Linked DNA regions of Homo sapiens: region 1 is linked to region 2. A link is a loop called in an ENCODE intact Hi-C map of the cell type or tissue named here. Cell type or tissue: heart right ventricle. All regions are shown on one strand. Links, peaks and the distances in the headings refer to the core of each region. The heading gives the core; the rest is flanking DNA.

What was found. A loop is a pair of places that touch in the nucleus more often than their neighbours do. Peaks named below come from ENCODE experiments on the same cell type or tissue, not always from the same donor. Only the 100,000 strongest peaks of a DNase experiment are listed, where the experiment ranks them.
Region 1: it touches region 2 in a loop (4-fold over the local background); 3 of 110 quality-filtered maps call a loop at or near these places.

What each region holds. Positions count from the first base shown.
Region 1 is chr9:34,194,692-34,202,691 of GRCh38, forward strand. All of the region lies in intron 1 of UBAP1 (ubiquitin associated protein 1), which reads left to right. Among named protein-coding and RNA genes, the nearest start is that of UBAP1, 20 kb to the left of the region's middle. RefSeq lists an enhancer at 2,953-3,903. In heart right ventricle, for the core only: no CTCF peak of the experiment used is centred there; DNase peaks (open chromatin) are centred at 3,750 and 4,450; H3K27ac peaks cover 1,684 bases.
Region 2 is chr9:34,133,657-34,146,422 of GRCh38, forward strand. It overlaps the pseudogene IMPDH1P1. Among named protein-coding and RNA genes, the nearest start is that of DCAF12, 13 kb to the left of the region's middle. RefSeq lists a silencer at 9,893-10,084. In heart right ventricle, for the core only: a CTCF peak has its summit at 6,176 (motif pointing left); a DNase peak (open chromatin) is centred at 6,235; H3K27ac peaks cover 1,169 bases.

The sequences.
Region 1 (8,000 bases), core at 1-8,000, 58 kb after region 2:
TTATTGAAAACATTATGCCATGTGTTCAGATTGTTCTAAGCACTTTGTATGCATTATCTCATTTGATCCTTACAATAACTTTATGAGATAGTTACTATTATCTCTATTTTATTTTTCTTTTTTCAGCCAGTCAAATTTAGCAGTGGGGGGTTGTATACCAACTTTAGTAACACTGCTTTGAATAAGTTCTGATGAGCCACTACCATTGGACCAGCCTGTTATTCCCATTTGATTGATTAAAACTCAAATGTTAACTTGTACAAGGGATACGTAACCTAGTAAGTTGCAGAACTGAGACTTGACCCCTGACAATTCTTGCTCAAACTCACTTTATTCATCCCTGTGTATTGTTTTTATCTTTTTTTCTGTGCTTACACATACACGGATTTTTTTCTTTTGTCATTTGAGAACAGAGATTTTTTAAATGTATTTCATACATTCAGGTAAGTTTTTTTTTTTTTCTCTAACAGTGTCTTATAAGAAGTTTTTGATTTCATTGAAGTCCCCTTTAGTTTTTCCTTTATGGTTTGTGCTTTTGGTGTTATATCTAAGAATTTTTGCTTAATCTAAGGTCAGAAAGATGTTCTCTTCTTGAAGTTTTATACTTTCAGGTTTGACTTTTTTGTCTATGATTCATTTTGAATTAATTATATATGACGTCATATGGATGGAAGATTTTTTTTGTTTGCACATAGATATCTATTTTAGCACTTTTTGTTGAAAAGATTACCCTTTCTAAAATATTTTGTCCATGTCTATATTTGGACCTGTTCTATTCTATTGATCTGTTTGTCTATCTTTATGCCAGTATCACACTATCTTGATAATTGTAGCTTTATAATAAATTTTGAAACCAGAAAAGAAAGTTTCCCAAAGTTGTTACGACTGTAGAGCCTTTGGATTTTTCTTTTTTTTTTTTTTCTGAGACGGAGTTTCACTCTTGTTGCCCAGGCTGGAGTGCAATGGCGCGATCTCGGCTCACCGCAACCTCCGCCTCCCAGGTTCAAGCGATTCTCCTGCCTCAGCCTCCCGAGTAGCTGGGATTACAGACATGTGCCACTATGCCCGGCTAATTTTGTATTTTTAGTAGAGACGGGGTTTCTCCATGTTGGTCAGGCTGGTCTCGAACTCCTGACCTCAGGTGATCCACCTGCCTCGGCTTCCCAAAGTGCTGGGATTACAGGCATGAGCCACCACGTCCGGCCAGTCCTTTGGATTTCTATACAAATTTTTTGGTTTTTTTTTTTTTTTTTTTTTTTTTTTTTTTTTTTTTGAGATAGAGTCTCACTATGTTGCCTAGGCTGGCCTCCAACTTTTGGGCTCAAGTGATCCTCCTACCTCAGTCTCCTGAGTAGCTGCAACTACACAAACACGCTACCATGTCTGGCTCCATATGATTTTTAAAATTAGCTTGCCAAGTTTCTATAAAAAGCTGCTGGCTTTTTATTTATTTATTTATTTATTTGAGACCAGGTCTTGCTCTGACTCCTAGGCTGGAGTGCAGTGGTGTGGTCATGGCTCACTGCAGCCTCGACCTTTCGGGCTGAAGTTTATCCTCCTACCTCAGCCTCTTGAGTAGCTGGGACCACAGGTGTGTGCCACTAAGCTTGGCTAATTAAAAACAATTTTTTTTTTTTTTTGGAGACGGAATTTCACTCTTATTGCCCAGGCTGGAGTGCAATGGCGTGATCTCGGCTCACTGCAACCTCTGCCTCCTGGGTTCAAGCGATTCTCCTGCCTCAGCCTCCCGAGTAGCTGGGATTACAGGTATGCATCACCACGCCCGGCTAATTTTTTGTATTTTTAGTAGAGATGGGGTTTCGCTGTGTTGACCAGGCTGGTCTCGAACTCCTGACCTCAGGTGATCTGCCCTACTCGGCCTCCCAAAGTGCTGGGATTACGGCCACGGCGCCCAGCCTAAATAATTTTTTTTAATATAGACACGGTCTCACTATGTTGCCCTGGCTGATCCTGAACTTTTGGCCTCAAGTGATCCTCCTGTCTCAGCCTCCCAAAGCACCGGGATTACAAGCGTGAGCCACCATGCCTAGCTTCACTGATTCTTCAGCTTGATTGAGTCTGCTGTTGAAATTCTCTATTGAATTATTTGGTTCAGTCATTATATTCTTCCGCTCTAAGATTTGCTTTTTATTATTTGTTTCTTTGTTTTCATTTTGTTCATGTATTGTCTTTCTAATATTGTTATTTGTGTGTGTGTGTGTGTGTGTGTGTGTGTGTGTGTGTGTTTTTAATTGAGATGGAGTCTCACTCTGTAACCCAGGCTGGAGTGCAGTGACACAATCTTGGCTCACTGCAACCTCCACCTCCTGGGTTCAAGTGATTCTCCCGCCTCAGCCTCCCGAATAGCTGAGACTACAGGCGTGTGCCACCACACCCGGCTAATTTTTGTATTTTTAGTAGAGACGGGGTTTCACTATGTTGGCCAGGCTGGCGTTGAACTCTTGACCTTGTGATCCGCTTGCCTTGGCCTCCCAAAGTGCTGGAATTACAGATGTGAGCCACTGTGCCCGGCCAGTTATTTGTGTTTTATTATAGTTCACGGACCTTCTTTAATAGGATTATTTATTTATTTATTATTTTGTAAAAATTTTTATTAAAATTTTTTTTTTCTTTTATAGAGACGGGTTTCACTATGTTGTGCTAGTCTCAAACAGCCGGGGCTCAAGCAATCTGCCCGCCTTGGCCTCCCAAAGTGCTGGGATTACAAGTGAGAGCCACTGCACCTGGCCAAGAGGATTATTCTGAATTCTTTGTCAGTCAGTTCTATAGATCTCCATTTCTTTAGGGTTGTTTTTTGGCATTTTATTAGTTTTCTTTTGTGGTATCATGTTTCCTTGGTTCTTTTTTTTTCTTTTGAGACAGATTTTTGCTCTGTCATCTAGGCTGGAGTGCAGTGGCACGATCTCAGCTCACTGTAGCCTCTGCCTCCTGGGTTCAAGTGATTGTCCTGCCTCAGCCTCCCCAGTAGCTGGGGTTACAAGCATGTGCTACCATGCCTGGCTAATTTTTGTAGTTTTAGTAGAGATGGGGTTTCACCATGTTGGCCAGGCTTGTCTTGAACTCCTGACCTCAGGTGATCCACCTGCCTCAGCCTCCTGAAGTGCTAGGATTACAGGCGTGAGCCACTACACTTGGCCTCCTTGATTCTTAATGATCTTTTTGTCCTTGTGTTGGTTTCTGTGCATTTGAGGAAGTAGTCACTTCTTTTAGTCTTTACCAATTCATTTCTGTGAGGAAAGACCTTCACCAGTCAGCCTAACCTGGGGTTCTGGATGGGTCAGCTGGTAGTATCTGTGGGCAAGCAGGGCGTGCTGCTGGAATCTCTTGTTGAACTTGGTAGCTGCCCATACTCTGAGGTTAGGTGGGGCTTGTTCTCTGGGGTCTGAGGCCAGTGCAGGTCTGTTGGCTGGGCTCTGAGGTTAGGAGGGGCAGCTGGCTGGGCTCCATGTTTAGGCCAGGCTGCTCTGTGACTTGGGAGGGCTGCAGGCTGTACTCTGGAATTTCCCCGGTCAGGTGAGGCTACAGGGTATGCACCATAGATGGGTAGGACTATAGGCTGCATTCTGCAATCAGGTGGGGTTGTATGTTAAGTTTAGCTGTTGAATGGGGGCATTGGCTGATTTTTTTGCCTGGATGGGGCTGCTGGCCCTGCTCCAAGGTTAGACGGGTTCTGTGGCCGGGCTGCCTGGTTGGGCAGGCAGGTTGCCTGGTTGGTCCTGTGGAGTTGGAGTTTCAGCTATACTATTAGGTGAGGCCATAGGCTATGCTCAGCTGAGGTCAGACTGGATCACTGGCACAGGACCCAAGCCAGGCAGAATGTTGACTGTGCTTGTTGGATAGACATGCCGCAGATGGGCAGAGCTGGTGGTTGGGCTCTCTGGTTGGGTGAGGCCACTGGCAGGGATGTGGTCTCATTGTCATGATTTGCATACTGTTTGCTGTGAGCCCCACCCCCTTCTTTGTTCCTAGCTGACTCCAGTGGTCTAGCCCTCCCATTTCTTCCCTATGAGGCAAGACAGACATGGATCTCCTGGAAAGCACCCTGGAAAGCTGGGAAAGTTGGGGAAGCTGAATGTCTGCCTTGGGCTTTCTTTTTCCCACTGCAGAAACTATAGGCCCAGGGGATCACTCTCTGGCCCCATGTGGGCCTGGTGAGGGGCGATGCAGTCAAAAAGTCAAGCCACTCTTACCCGTCTAATGGGGCTTTTGGTATTTGTGCTCCAAGGGAGTGCTTAAGCCCTAGGCTCTGGAATTTTCACAAAGGTGTTCTTGTCTGTGGATAATTACTAATTGACATTTCTGTGATAGTGACTAGAACCTGGACCTCCTATTCCACCATCATGTTCTTGGACTCTTTTTTATTATTTATTTATTTTTTTGAGACGGAGCCTCGCTCTGTCGCGCAGGCTGGAGTGCAGTGATGCGATTTCGGCTCACTGCAACCTCTGCCTCCCGGGTTCAAGCAGTTCTCCTGCCTCAGCCTCCCGAGTAGCTGGGACTACAGGGGCACACCACCACGCCCAGCTAATATTTTGTATTTTTAGTAGAGATGGGGTTTCACCGTATTAGCCAGGATGGTCTCGAACCCCTGACCTTGTGATCCCCCCGCCTTGGCCTCCCAAAGTGCTGGGATTACAGGCATGAGCCACCGCGCCCAGCCTATTATTTATTTTTAATTTTAATTTTTTTGAGACACTATTTCTATTTTGGAATAATTTTAGATTTACAGAACATTTGTAGAGATAGTACAGAGAGTACAGAGAGTTCCTGGCTATCCCTAACTCAGTTTTCCCTAATGTTAACCATCTTACATTACCATGATACATTTGTCAAAACTGAAAAACCTACCTTGGTACGTTAGTATCAACTAAACTCTGGACTGTATTTAGATTTCCCCTGTTTTTCTTTCTTCTTCTTTTTTTTTTCTCTCTCTTTTTTTGAGACAGGGTCTCATTGTGTCTCCCCAGGCTGGAGTACAGTGGCATGATCATGTCCTACTGCAACCTTGACTACCCCTGGCTCAGGTGATCCTCCTGCCTCAGCCTCCCTAGTAGCTGGGACTACAGGCACGTGCCACCATGCCTGGCTGATTTTTTTTTTTTTTTTTTTGTAGAGACTGGGTTTCACCATGTTGCCCAGGCTGGTCTGGAACTCCTGGGCTTAAGAGATCCGATCCTTCTGCCTCGGCCTTGCAAAGTACTGAGATTACAGGTGTGAACCACTGCACCCAACCCAGGTTTTCTACAATTTTTTTTTTTCTATTTCAGGATCCAATCTAGGATAACTAAATTGTGTTTAGTTGTTATACTTTCTTAGTTTCTTCTGGTCTGTGATAGTTTCTTAGTCCTTCCCCCCGCTCCCAGTAATTTGACAGCTTTGGGGAAAACTGGTCAGGTCCTCAATTTGGTTTTGTCTGCTGTTTTCCTCGTAATTAGACTGGGCTTGTGGATTTTTGGAAAAATACCTGAGGTAAAGTACCTGTCTCAGTTATATGAAATCAGTATGGACTTGAGTATTTAGTTTATATTTTGGATTAAAGTCCCACATTGATTTATTTTGTTGCTCAAGTTGTTTTATCTTTGGCCATTGAGAGCTCTTTCAGATTGGCCTTGGCCTTAGAATCTGTCATTTCTCCAGAGAATAGGGCTTGTTTCTCTGTCAGTCTGATCTTCATTCCTTTGTAAAGACTTCATTTGTGGTATCTTGATAACTTTTAGGAGCCACCCTTTTAGGAGGGGGTTTGTTAGTGCTATTACGGTTTTATTTTTTAAGAGATTATGATTAGGATGGATAGATGTTTAGTTTGCCAACCTGATCTAAACTTTTAATTTTTGCTAAACAGAATTTGTAGCATTTAGAGCTATATGCTTTAGAATTTTTCATTGTATGATGTTTAACATACAGAAAAAATATGAATGTAAAACATCTAAGTTATGAGGCATAATAATAAACATTTGCAAGCTTATTAGTTGTCTTGAAAACTAGAGCATTACCAATACATTACTATTTATTTATTTGTCTGTTTCTGTCCTATCCTATCCTTTTACTACTCCACAGAGTTAGCTGTTCTCCCGAATTTTGGGTTTATCATTTCCTTCCTTTTATAAACCACATGATATATATTCCTAAATAATATATTGTTTATTTTTGCTTAATTGTGAGCTTTATAAAAATGTTAAACTGTATATAGGCTTAAGTGATTTTATTTTTTTTTGAGATGGAGTTTCGCTCTTGTTGCCCAGGCTGGAGTGTGATGGCGTGATCTTGGCTCACCGCAATCTCCGCCTCCCGGGTTCAAGTGATTCTCCTGCCTCAGCCTCCCGAGTGAGTAGCTGGGATTACAGGCATGCGCCACCATGCCTGCCTAATTTTTTGTAGTTTTAGTGGAGACGTGGTTTCTCCATGTTGGTCAGGCTGGTCTGGAACTCCTGACCTCAGGTGATCCACCAGCCTTGGCCTCCCAAAGTGCTGGGATTACAGGTGTGAGCCATGGCACCCAGCCTTGTTTTAGTTCTTTATTTTAGAAAGTTCCAAACTCATAAAAGTAGATTTGGCTGGGCATGACTCATGCCTGTAATCCTAGCACTTTGGGAGGGTGAGGTGGCCAGATCACCTGAAGTCAGGAAGTTCGAGACCAGTCTGGCCAACATGGTGAAACCCCAACTCTACTAAAAATACAAAAATTAACGAGTGTGGTGGTGTGTGCCTATAATCCCAGCTACTTGGGATACTGAGGCAGGAGAATCACTTGAACCCCAGAGGCAGAGGTTGCAGTGAGCTGAGATCGTGCCACTGCAGTCCAGCCTGGGTGGCAGACTGAGACTGTCACAACAGCAACAACAACAACAGCAACAACAAAAATGTAGATTAATCCTGCTTTGTAAAAACTCTTATTTTTTTCTACTCACACACCACCACAGCAATTATCAACACAGAAAAAGAATTCTGTGGCCAAATGTGTGGGCAGTTTTCCCCACACACCAAGCAGCTGCCACCAGTTGGGTGTTCTCCAGTTCAATGCCGACACTGTCTACCTGGAGATAGTGTCAGATCCCACTGGTTGAATGCGCAGTCTCCAAGATTGCCCCCTAGCACTCATCAGTCACAAGTCTGGGCCTCAAGTGCTTCTGACCACCAGCTTCACTCATGTCAGGGTTCCCTCGGTCCTCTCTTTAGGTTTAATTTGCCAGAGTGTTTCACAGAACTCAGAGAAACTCTTTTATGTTTACTGGTTTATTCTAAAGGCGATTGCAAAGTATACAGATGAAGAGATTTGTCTGGCAAGGTAGGGGGGAAGGTGCACTGACTTTCCATATCCTCCCTGGGGTGTCACCATCCACGAACCTCCGTCCAGGTGTTCAGCTAGCCAGAAGCTCTCCAAATCCAGTCCTCTTGAGTTTTTATGGAAGCTTCATGATGTTAGCATTCCTTCTCCCAGAGTACAGAGTGGGAGTCTCCGTCTTTTTCTTTTGAGACACGCTTTCACTCTGTTGCCCAGCTGGAGTGCAGTGGCACCATCTTGGGTCACTGCAACCTCCACCTCCGAGTAGCTGGGATTACAGGCATGCACCACCACGCCCGGCTAATTTTTGTATTTTTAGTAGAGATGGGGTTTTACCATGTTGGTAAGGCTGGTCTCAAACTCCTGACCTCAAGTGATCCTCCCGCCTCAGCCTCCCAAAATGCTGGGATTGTAGGAGTGAGCCACCCTGCCCTGCCTGTGAGAGGGGCTTAAGACTCACAATGAGAAAGGGGTATTGGGAGAGATAGAGTTCTACCTTAGGACAGTTGAAGGGAGGGTGGGAAAAGATTTGAGAGATTCTGTTTTCTGAGGCCTGACATACCTAGCATTATAACAGAAGACTCCAGCAAGGGCTATGGGAGTTATGGGCCAGAAGCTGTAGACAGAAACGTGTGTGTGTGTGTGTGTGTGTGTGTGTGTGTGTGTGTGTGTGTGTGTGTGTGTCCCCGTCCCCGTA
Region 2 (12,766 bases), core at 2,880-10,879:
ACACAGCAGTGCCCTGGGGCTGACCACAAGCCATCACTTCCCGGGTGACGCAGATGGAGCCGCAGCCCATGCCCACACACAGCCCGTCCACACCAGCGTCAATCAGGTTCTTGGCCTGGGCTGCTGTCACCACGTTCCTGCCAATCACCTGGAGGTGGGGGTACTTCTGTTTGATGTAATGCACCATGGCGATCTGATACACCAAGTTCCCTTGGGACGAGTCCAAGACTATGATGTCGACGCCCACCTGGGTGAGCAGGTCCAGGCGATATTTGTCATCCTCACGGGTGCCCACAGCTGCCCCGCACAGCAGCTGCTTGTTGGGAATCCTTGGAGGCCAGAGGGTAGTCTTGGTTCTTCTTCAGGTCGCTGCCGGTGATAATGGCCACCAGCTCATTGCGATCATTGATGATAGGCAGCTTCCCTTTCTTGCTACGCTGCAGGATCTCATTTGCCTCTTTCAACGTCACACATGCTGGAGCTACCACCAGCTCGAGCCTTGGCGTCATCACCTCACTGAGGAGGGTGGTGTGGTCCTTCTCAGCAAGAAAGTTGATGTCTCGGGAGGTGACGATGCCCACCAGCTTGCTGCCCATGGTGCCCGTCTCAGTGATGGGGATGCCAGAGAAGCCATGCCGCATCTTGGCCTCCAGCACATCACCTACAGTGTGGGAGGGGCTCAGCACCGTGGGGTCCGTGATGAAGCCCTGTTCAAACTTCTTGACCTTCCGTAGCTCCTTGGCCTGGAGCTCTGGGGTGCAGTTGTGGTGAATGAAACCAGTATCTCCCATCAGAGCCATCGCGATGGCCACGTCAGCCTCTGTCACAGTGTCCATGGGGGAGGAGATCAGCGGTGTCTTCAGCGTGATCTTCCGGGTCAGGGCTGAGGTAAGGTCCACCTCAGCTATGAAGTCTATGAGTCCTGGGAGAATCAGGAAGGCGTCCTAGGTGAGGCCTTAGGCGCTGGCGAAGAGCTGCTGCGCGATGAGCCCGTCCTCGGGCATGTAGCCGGTACCACCGCTGATCAGGTAGTCCACCACGCTGCTGGGAGACCCTGCGACCCGAGAGAAACACCCGCTGGACCGCCCGCCGCCGCCGCCGCCGCTGCCGCGCTGCTGCCACGCTGCTGCCACGCTGCTAGCGCGGGTCCGGCGGGCCTGGGACGGGGGATCTTTTTTTTTTTTTTTTTTGAGAGCAGGGTCTGTGGCCCAAGCTGGAGTGTAGTGGTATGATCTCAGCTCACTGCAACCTTTGCCTCTTGGGCTCAAGCCATCCTCCCACCTCAGCTTCCTAAGTAGCTGGGACTACAGGTGCAGGCCACCATGCCCGCCTAATTTTTGTATTTTTTGTAGAGATGGGGTTTCACCATGTTACACAGGCTGGTCTTGAACTCCTGAGCTAAAGTGCTTTACATGCTTCGGCCTCCCTAAGTGCTGGGATTACAGGCGTGAGTCACCATGCTAGGCCCATAATTTTCAGCACTACCACATTAAATATCTGGGTCCAGTTGAAGTCTCAAGTGGTATTTATTTTAGCATTTCCCTTGTACTCTCATGTTTTTTCTTTATTCAGAACCTGAAATGTTTTATCCAGAACATCTACTACTTTGACAGCAGAAATTCTATTTCTATATGTTATGCATAATTTGGCATACGTTGGTAGAATTTGTGTTAAGTACAGTACAGACAATTTCTGTTTCATTTATTTTTTTAGAGACAGGGTCTCACTATGTTGTCCAGGCTGGACTCACAACTCAAGGGATCCTTCTGCCTCAGCCTCCAGAGTACTTGGGACTACAGGTGCGAGCCATCATTCTCAGTACAGACAATTTCCAATCATTCATTAATTGATCATAGAGTTTGTAAAGTTTCAAGAGTCCTTGTTTTCTGTTGCTCCTGCCTGTTAAACAGTCTTACTTTTATCTGTAACCTTAATAAAATAAGAAAATAAAGGAAGAGACAAAACTTTTCTACTTAATAAGATCAAGTAATTTATTTATTTATTTATTTATTTATTTTTTGAGATGGAGTCTCACTCTTGTCACCCAGCTGGAGTGCAATGGTGTGATCTCAGCTCACTGCAACCTCCACCTCTCAGCTTCAAGCGATTCTCCTGCCTCAGCCTCCCAAGTAGCTGGGATTACAGGCGTCCACCACCAAGCCCAGCTAGTTTTTGTATTTTTGGTAGAGACGGAGTTTCACCATGTTGGCCAGGCTGGTCTCGAACTCCTGACCTCAAGCGATCCACCCATCTCAGCCTCCCAAAGTGCTGGGATTACAGGTGTGAGCCACTGCGCCTGGCCAAGAAATTTATTTTTAAAAAATTGGCTGGACAAGGTGGCTGTAAATCCAGCACTTTGGGAGACTGAGGCAGGTGGATCACTTGAGGTCATGAGTTTGAGACCAGCCTGGCCAACATGGTGAAACTCCGTCTCTACTAAAAATACAAAAACTAGCTGGGTGTGGTGGAGGTGCCTATAATCCCAGCTACTAGGGAGGCTGAGGCAGGATAATCGCTTGAACCCAGGAGGTAGAGGTTGCAGTGAGCCGAGATCATGCCACTGCACTCCAGCCTGGGCAACAGAGCGAGACTCCATCTCAAATAAAATAAAGTAAAACAAAAATAAAAAATAAGAGAGAAATAGCTAATTGGAAGAAAAACAATGTACCTCATCCTACTCATGCTATCTTCCTACCGCCTTCATACATTTCTGAAATGACTAATGTGGGTATATATAAATATAAAAATTGTACACAAATATTACCTACCAATTTTGTTGAGGAGTCTTCCATCAGTCATATTTTTTGAGTCAAATACAACACAATCTTGGCATAAAAACAAACACATAGGTATCAACTAATGATAGGAAAATAAAATGGCTTGCAAAATGGAACAAATATTTTAAAAAAATTATTAGATAATTAGGCAACGTTTTTCCTCTGATCACAAATGTCCAGAAATGTCTTTAAAGACCATTACCGGCTGGTGGTGGCTCATGCCTGTAATCCCAGCACTTTGGGAGGCCGAGGCAGGCAGATCACTTGAGGCTGGGAGTTTACAGCCAGCCCAGGCAACATGGTGAAACCCTGTTACTACAAAAAAATACAAAAATTAGCCAGGTGTGGAGGCTGAAGTGAAGTTACAAAGGTTACACGCTGCCCTCTCCCTCCCCCTCCCCCTCTCCCCACGGTCTCCCTCTCCCTCTCTTTCCACGGTCTCCCTCTGATGCCGAGCCGAGGCTGGACTGTGCTGCTGCTATCTCCGCTCACTGCAGCCTCCCTGCCTGATTCTCCTGCCTCGGCTTGCCGAGTGCCTGCGATTGCAGGCACGCGCCGCCACGCCTGACTGGTTTTCGTATTTTTTTGGTGGAGACGGGGTTTCGCTGTGTTGGCCGGGCTGGTCTCCAGCTCCTGACCGCGAGTGATCCGCCAGCCTCGGCCTCCCGAGGTGCCGGGATTGCAGACGGAGTCTGGTTCACTCAGTGCTCAATGTTGCCCAGGCTGGAGTGCAGTGGCGTGATCTCAGCTCGCTACAGCCTCCACCTCCCAGCCGCCTGCCTTGGCCTCCCAAAGTGCCGAGATTGCAGCCTCTGCCCTGCCGCCACCCCGTCTGGGAAGTGAGGAGCGTCTCTGCCTGGCCGCCCATCATCTGGGACGTGAGGAGCCCCTCTGCCTGGCTGCCCAGTCTGGAAAGTGAGGAGCGTCTCTGCCCGGCCGCCATCCCATCTAGGAAGTGAGGAGCACCTCTTCCCGGCCACCATCCCATCTAGGAAGTGAGGAGCGCCTCTTCCCGGCCGCCATCCCATCTAGGAAGTGAGGAGCGTCTCTGCCAGGCCGCCCATCGTCTGAGATGTGGGGAGCGCCTCTGCCCCGCCGCCCCGTCTGGGAGGTGAGGAGCATCTCTGCCCGGCCGCCCCGTCTGAGAAGTGAGGAGCCCCTCCGCCCGGAAGCCGCGCCCTCTGAGAAGTGAGGAGCGTCACCGCCCGGCAGCCACCCCGTCCAGGAAGGAGGTGGGGGTCACCCACCGCCAGGCCAGCCGCCCCGTCCAGGAGGGAGGTGGGGGGGTCAGCCCCCCGCCCGGCCAGCCGCCCCGTCCGGGAGGTGAGGGGCGCCTCTGCCCGGCCGCCCCTACTGGGAAGTGAGGAGCCCCTCTGCCCGGCCAGCCGCCCGGTCCGGGAGGGAGGTGGGGGGGTCAGCCCCCGTCCGGCCGGCCGCCCCGTCCGGGAGGGAGGTGGGGGGGTCAGCCCCCCCGCCCGGCCGGCCGCCCCGTCCGGGAGGGAGGTGGGGGGGTCAGCCCTCTACCCAGCCAGCCGCCCCGTCCGGGAGGGAGGTCGGGGGGGTCAGCCCCCTGCCCGGCCAGCCGCCCCTTCCGGGAGGTGAGGGGCGCCTCTGCCCGGCTGCCCCTACTGGGAAGTGAGGAGCCCCTCTGCCCGGCTAGCCGCCCGGTCCGGGAGGGAGGTGGGGGGGTCAGCCCCTCGCCCGGCCAGCCGCCCCGTCCGGGAGGTGGGGGGCGCCTCTGCCCGGCCGCCCCTACTGGGAGGTGAGGAGCCCCTCTGCCCGGCCACCTCCCCGTCTGGGAGGTGTGCCCGGCAGCTCATTGAGAACGGGCCATGATGACAATGGCGGTTTTGTGGAGTAGAAAGTGGGGAGAGGTGGGGAAAAGAGTGAGAAATCGGATGGTTGCCGTGTTTGTGTAGTAGGAGGTAGACATGGGAGACTTTTCATTTTGTTCTGTACTAAGAAAAATTCTTCTGCCTTGGGATCCTGTTGATCTGTGACCTTACCCCCAACCCTGTGCTCTCTGAAACATGTGCTGTGTCCACTCAGGGTTAAATGGATTAAGGGCGGTGCAAGATGTGCTTTGTTAAACAGATGCTTGAAGGCAGCATGCTCGTTAAGAGTCATCACCATTCCCTAATCTCAAGTACCCAGGGACACAAACACTGCGGAAGGCCGCAGGGTCCTCTGCCTAGGAAAACCAGAGACCTTTGTTCACTTGTTTATCTGCTGACCTTCCCTCCACTATTGTCCTGTGACCCTGCCAAATCCCCCTCTGTGAGAAACACCCAAGAATGATCAATAAAAAATAAATAAATTAAAAAAAAAAAAAAAAGGTTACACGCTAAAAAAAAAAAAAAAATTAGCCAGGTGTGGTGGTGTGCACTTGTAGTCCCAGCTATTGGGGGTGGGGCTGAGGTTAGAGGTTTTTTAGAGCCCAGGATGTGCAGTTTGCAGTGAGACCTGTCTCAAAACAACAATCAAAAACCATTTCCAAGAAATAAATGCAATAAATATTGTGATGTTCCCTCTCTGTGTGTGTATTCTTACCACCTACTTGTGTGCTTATTTATTGAAATAAAATTGCAGACATAAATTTTTCCCTGTTGGTTTTTTGTTTGTTTGTTTGTTTGCTTTCTGAGACAGAGTCTTGCTCTGTTGTCCAGGCTGGAGTGCAATGGCACGATCTCGGCTCACTGCAACCTCCGCCTCCCGGGCTCAAGCAATTCTCCTGCCTCATCCTCCCAAGTAGTTGGGATTACAGGTGCCCATCACCCTGCCTGGCTATTCTTTTGTGTTTTTAGTAGAGATGGGATTTCACCATGTTGGCCAGGCTGGTTTTGAACTCCTGACCTCAAAGATCCGCCTGCCTCAGCCTCCCAAAGTGCTGGGATTACAGGTGTGAGCCACTGCGCCTGGCCCCTATTGTTTAAATATAGTAATTTTATGAGAACTTACCTATTTTATTTTTGTATCTATTAAAAACATCATTTTTGGCTGGGCATGGTGGTTCACACCTGTAATCATAGCACTTTGGGAGGTAGAGATGGGTGGATCACTTGAGGCCAGGAGTTCGAGACTAGTCTGAGCAACATGATGAAACCCTGTTTATACAAAAAAATACGAAAATTAGCTGGGCATGGTGGCGTGCATCTGTAGTCCCAGCTACTTGGGAGGCTGAGGTGGAGAATCACCTAAGCCTGGGGAGGTGGAGGTTGCAGTGAGCTACAATTGCACCACTGCACTCCAGCCTGCGCAACAGAGTGAGACCCACTCTCCAAAAAAAAAAAAAAATTTTTTTCAAAGTAAAAAAAGTAATCTAATAGAGGAAAATGCTCCAGTCAGAGTGGCTTGGAATCTGTTTTAGTTCATAAAACTAGGGGCTGAGGTGAGAAAAAGAGGCTGAAACAAGCTGCTGCCCTCTGCTGCCTGGGACAGCAGCTTTTGTAACTCTCATACCCAGGAACCAGGCCAACATAGACATGGCCACAAAACCAGGATCTGTGCCAAACATACAGGGCCATGACTGAATTCACAAAAACCCTAGATAAGGATGGTGAGAGCAGTGAGAAAGAAGGTTATAGCAAAACAAAACAGAACGAAATTGCAAAACTTCCCACTCTAAGATGAACCTGCAAATAAATTTCCTCAACTTATTAAAATTAATTGTAGACAGGACAAATTCCCCAACACCAACACCAAAAAAAAAAAAAAAAAAAAAACCAACCAAAAAAACAAACAAAGTAAAATCCTCCATAATTAGGAGGGTAATTCACTATAGATAAATGCAAAGAAAAGAACAATCTTTAAAAGACCTTTTTCACAGATACTCTCAATCTAAGAAAAAAACAACAGAAATAAAAGGCTTCAACACAAGTATGCCTTGGATCCTCAAAGGGATAAAGGAAGAATAACAAATTGAATAAACGTAAAAAGAGATCTCGCGCATTGGCTCATGCCTATAATCCCAGCACTGTGGGAGGCCAAGACAGGAGGATCATTTGAGGCCAGGGGTTTGAGAACAGCCTGGGAGATATAGTGAGACCCTGTCTCTAAATAAATAAAGAAAGAAAGAACACATATTCTTTGATTCATCTCCCTCTGGGAAGTACAGCTCAATTTCTCTCTTATTCAGTATTGCCTGGACTCAGTGACTCACTTCTAATGCATAGAATTTGGAAAGGGAAAAATAGCAACTGCACAATGGAGATACCACCTTAACCAAGTGATCAAGTTAACCTAAATAATAATGTCAGACTGATATCTTATAACCCCTTATATGATGTGATGAGAAGGGCACTTTACCTCTGTAGCATTCTTCCCCAAAATCTATAACCCTAGCTTAACAGAAAACATCAGATAAAAACCTAAATTGAGGAACATTAGACAAAATAACCTGCCCAGTACTCTTTAAAAATGCCAAGGTCATGAGACAATGAAAGACTGAGTACAGTCACGGATTTGAGACTTGACAACTAGATTCAACATGGTGTCTTGGATTGGATTCTGAACAGAAAAAAAGAAAAAAGAAAAATTAAGGAAATCTGAATAAAGTTAATAGTATTATATCAAGTTTAGTTTCTTACTTTTGATAAATGTCTCAGTTATGCAAGACATTACGTAACTGTTAACATTAGGGAAAGCTGGGTGGAGGATAAACAAGAATTTGCTATGCTATCTCTGAAGCTCTTCTGTAAATCTAAAATTATTTCAAAATGAAAACTTTAAAAATTAAAAATAAATGAATCAATTAGAAATCCTGAAAATAATTTCCTAAATGAAAAAAGTAAGTTATTGGTAATAAACCCTCAATAAACTAGATATACATTATCTTAGATGGACATAGACAAACAGAGTGTTAGTGAATTAGAAGATGGTTCTAAGGAAGTGGCTTAGAGAACAGCATACAAATTGACCAGGCACAGTGTTTCACGCTTGTAATCCTAGCACTTTGAGAGGCCGAGGTGGGCGAATCACCTGAGGTCAGGAGTTCGAGATCAGCCTGGACAACATGGTGAAACCCCATCTCTACTAAAAAATACAAAAATTAGCCAGACACAGTGGCGCATGCCTGTAATCCCAGCTACTCAGGAGGCTAAGGCTGGAGAATAGCTTGAACTGGGGAGGCGGATGCTGCAATGAGCCGAGATTGCACCACCGCACTCCAGGCCAGGCAACCGAGCGAGACTCCATCTCAAAAAAACCGAAAAACAAAAATTAGCTTGGTGTGGTGGCAGGTGCCTGTAATCCTAGCTGCTCAGGAGGCTGAGGCAGGAGAATCACTTGAATCTGGGAGGTGGAGGTTGCAGTGACCCGAGATCACACCATTACGCTCCAGCCTGGGTGACAGAGGAGACTCCACCTCAAAGAAAAAAAAAAGAGAGAACAACATAAAAAGATAGAAATTGAGTATAATAAAAAGGCATGGAGGTTAGAAGTGGCATTATTGAAAATGGCAGAGTAGGGGATCCATTTCTCCCCAGAAACACTGAAAAACTTGGCAAAACCTGTTGGAATTCAACCTTATCAGAATGCTAGGAGACAGTTAAAAGTTTACAGCAACGGGCCGGGTGCTATGGCTTATGCCTGTAATCCCAGCACTTTGGGAGACTGAGGCGGGTGGATCACCTGAGACCAGGAGTTCAAGATCAGCCTGACCAATATGGTGAAACGCTGTCTCTACTTAAAATACAAAAATTAGCTGGGCGTGGTGGCGTGCGCCTGTAGTCCCAGCTACTTGGGAGGCTGGGGCAGGAGAATTGCTTGAACCTGGAAGGAGGGGATTGCAGTGAGCCAAGATTGTGCCACTGCACTCCAGCCTGAGCGACAGAGTGACACTCCATCTCAAAAAAAAAAAAAAAAAGAAAAAGAAAAGTTTACAGCAACCAAATGCTTAACCAAGAGAAAGGCCACTGAAGCAGCTAAGATTTTTGTGGTATTTTAGCTTACCTTAGCCCCATCCCCTCCTTAGAGAAGCAGTGATCTTAGAGCCAGCAGCTTGTGTTCCCTGTTCAGATACCTCGTTCTAGAGAGAGCAGAGTGGACCTTGTTCCTATGGAATAGGATTTGATTTTTTTTTTTTTTTTTTTTTTTTTTTTTTTGAGACTGAGTTTCGCTCTTTCACCCAGGCTGGAGTGCAATGGTGTGATCTCAGCTCATAGCAGCCTCTGCCTCCCGGGTTCATGCCATTCTCCTGCCTCAGCCTCCCAAGTAGCTGGAATTACAGGTGCCCGCCACCACGCCCAGATAATTTTTGTATTTTTAGTAGAGAGGGGGTTTCACCATGTTGGCCAGGCTGGTCTCAAACTCTTGACCTCAGGTGATCCACCCACCTTGGCCTTCCAAAGTACTAGGATTACAGGTGTGAGCCGCCGCGCCGGCCCAGGATTTGTCTTTTGAACCTAACTAGGGTTTCTCTTTGTTGTAACTAACTTGGAACTCTGCTAGGATAGAGCAGCTACACAGACTTTTCCTAAAAGCAATTAAGAACAAATGAATGAACTGCTATGGGCTGGGCAAAACAAACAATCAAAAAAACAGCTAGATCAAACAACAGACATGTTGAAAGCCTGAGAGGAAAATCCAGAGAATGATATTTTGGGGGAGAATAAGAGCTTTGAAAGTTTTCTATGTTTACAGGGGAATCTAGAAAGCCACACACATGCCAAGAGAAGGACACATGCTTAGAGAAAAACTGGGAAGACCATGAGTTTTCACCTCTGCCTGATTTTTAGACTCAGTGCAAGCAAGAAGTGGAGGTTTAGACAGAGTTGCAAACAGCATGGCTAAGCATAGAAGGAGTGATTCAACATAGAGCCAATCTGCAAAGACCTGGAAATTTTTCTTTTCTTTTGTACTGCTTTTTTCCTTCCCTTATTTCCTTTTCTCCAGGCATTTAAGGAAACATCTGGCAAACCACAGTAAAAAAAAAATATGGTTATGTAAGAGAAGGTTCTGGCTTTTTTTTTTTTTTTTTTTTGGAGGCTGAGTCTCGCTCTGTTGACCATGCTAGAGTGCAGTGGTGTGATCTCGGCTCAACCTCTGCCTCCCAAGCTCAAGCAATTCTTGTGCCTCAGCCTCCTGAATAGCTGGGACTACAGGCCCCCACCACCACGCCCAGCTAATTTTTTGTATTTTAGTAGAGACAGGGTTTCACCATGTTGCCCAGGGTGGTCTTGAACTCCTGAGTTCAGTCAATCCACCTGCCTCGGCCTACCAAAGTGCTAGGATTGCAGGCGTGAGCCACAGTGCCCGGTTGGTCCTTGCTTTTAAGAAACCAACACTGGGCCGGGCGCGGTGGCTCACGCCTGTAATCCCAGCACTTTGGGAGGCTGAGGCAGGCGGATTACGAGGTCAGGAGATCGAGACCATCCTGGCTAGCACGGTGAAACCCCATCTCTACTAAAAATACAAAAAAAAAAATTAGCCGGGCATGGTGGCAGGCGCCTGTAGTCCCAGATACTCGGGAGGCTGAGGCAGGAGAATGGCGTGAACCCGTGAGGCAGAGCTTGCAGTGAGCCAAGATCACACCACTGCACTCCAGCCTGGGTGACAGAGCAAGACTCTGTCTCAAAAAAAAAAAAAAAAAAAGAAACGAACACTGAAATACAGTACTTAGGAGTTTTCAACTTTCCAACATTCTAATATTTCCAATTTATTGTCAGAGAAGTGAAAAAGATTCATTCCTTTAGCAATCATTTCTTAGGCCCTACTGTGTGATACGTGTGGTGGGTGGGCAGAGATGTGACCTGGTCCTCCTCCCTGTCCTTAAGGAGCTCATAGACTAGTAGGGAACCCATCCAACTAAAGCACTTGATAGTCTAAGGACCATAAGGAGTATGAACAGAGCTGTGGGAGCTCAGCAGAGGAAGAAGATCAAGAATGGCTCCTTAAAAGAAGTCACATAGGCCTAATGCTGTGGCTCACATCTGTAATCCCAGCACTTTGGGAGGCCGAGGCGGATGGATCACCTGAGGTCAGGAGTTTTGAGGCCAGCTTGGCCAACATGGCAAAACTGCCTCTCTACTAAAAATACAAAAATTAGCTGGACATAGTGGTGGGCACCTATAATCCCAGCTACACGAGAGGCTGAGGCAGAAGAATGGCTTGAACCTGGGAGCTGGAGGTTGCAGTGAGCCGAGCTCGTGCCACTGCACTCCTGCCTGGGTGACAGAGTGAGAGACTCCATCTCAAAAAAAAAAAAAAAAAAAAAGAAGTCACATAAGCAAATAAGAGTGTAGAGGATTTTAAGAGAGAAATGGGTAGAACTAGCTTTGATTAGAAGGGTGAAGAAGGGCCAGGCATAATGGCAGGTGCCTGTAGTCGCAGCTATTTGGGAGGCTGAGGTCGGAGGATCACTTGAGCCAAGGAGGTCAAGGTTGTAGTGAGCTAGGATCTCGCCACTGCACTCCATCCTAGGCAACAGGCAAGTCTCTGTCTCAAGAAAAAAAAAAAGAAGAGTGAAGGAGAGTGGTTGCTAATTGTTCCCCAATATCCCCACCTTTTAGTTAGTAATGGATTCCCCCTGAATTTTTTTTTTTTTTAATTTTTTGAGATGGAGTCTCACTCTATTGCCCAGGCTGGAGTGCAATGGCGCGATCTTGGCTCACTGCAACCTCTACTTCCTGGGTTCAAGTGATTCTCCTGCCTCAGCCTCCTGAGTAGCTGGGATTACAGGCACCCACTACCACGCCCGGCTAATTTTTGTGTTTTTAGTTGAGACGGGGTTTCACCATGTTGGCCAGGCTGTATTCACACTCCTGACCTCAAGTGATCCACCCGTCTTGGTCTCCCAAAGTGCTGCAATTACAAGCGTGAGCCACTGCTCCTGGCCCTCCCCCTGAGTTTAGCTGAGTGCTTGCCAGCTGCAGCTCTCTCTTGCATCTAGGTATGACCATGAGACAATACTCTGGCCAAAGGGAAAGTGATGTTGGCAACTTTCAGATCATGCCTTAATAAGAAGCTGCTTGTCCTTTGCTTTCCCCTCTTTAAGATGTATGGGAGGTGAGTCAGCTCTGACCCTGTGACAAGTGTAACACCATGGAGGATGGCAAAGCAACGAGATGGAAGAAATGAGTCCCAGAGGGCCTGGGGTGACAGAGTCCCTGACTGGCCCTGTATAATCTGCCAGCTTAGACTTTTACCTGGGAGAAAAACAGAACTTTTTTTTTTTTTTTGAGACGGAGTTTCTGTCTTGTTGCCCAGGCTAGAGTGCAATGGTGCGATCTTGGCTCACTGCAACCTCCTCCTCCTGGGTTCAAGTGATTCTCCTGCCTCAGCCTTCTGTGTAGCTGGGATTACAGGCACCCGCCACCACACCTGGCTAATTTTTGTATTTTTAGTAGAGACAGGGTTTCACCATGTTGGCCAGGCTGGTCTCAAACTCCTGAGTTCAGGTGATCCACCCGCCTCGGCCTCCCAAAGTGCTGGGATTACAGGCATGAGCCACCGTGCCCAGCCGAGAAAAACAGAACTTCTACCTTGAAGAAGCCACTGATATTTTTGTCTCTGTCTGGTCAATATCCTAACTAATGAAAACAGGAAGAAAAAAAAGGCAATAAGAATATAAAACCTGTTGGCCAGGTGCGGGGGCTCATACCTGTAATTCCAGCACTTTGGGAAGCTGAGGCGGGCGGATCACAAGGTCAAGAGATCGAGACCATCCTGGCCAAAATGGTGAAACCCCATCTCTACTAAAAATACAAAAATTAGCTGGGCGTGGTGGTGCGCGCCTGTAGTCCCAGCTACTCAGGAGGTTGAGGCAGGAGAATTGCTTGAACCCTGGAGGCAGAGGTTGCAGTGAGCTGAGATCATGCCACTGCACTCCAGCCTGGCAACAGAGGGACTCTCCATCTCAAAAAAACTAAATAAATAAAATAAAAAATAAAACCTGCTTAGAAAACCAAACTCTCTCTCTCTCTTTTTTTTTTTTTTTTTTTTTTGAGGCAGGGTCTCCCTCTGTTGCCCAGGCTGGAGTGCAGTGGCACAAT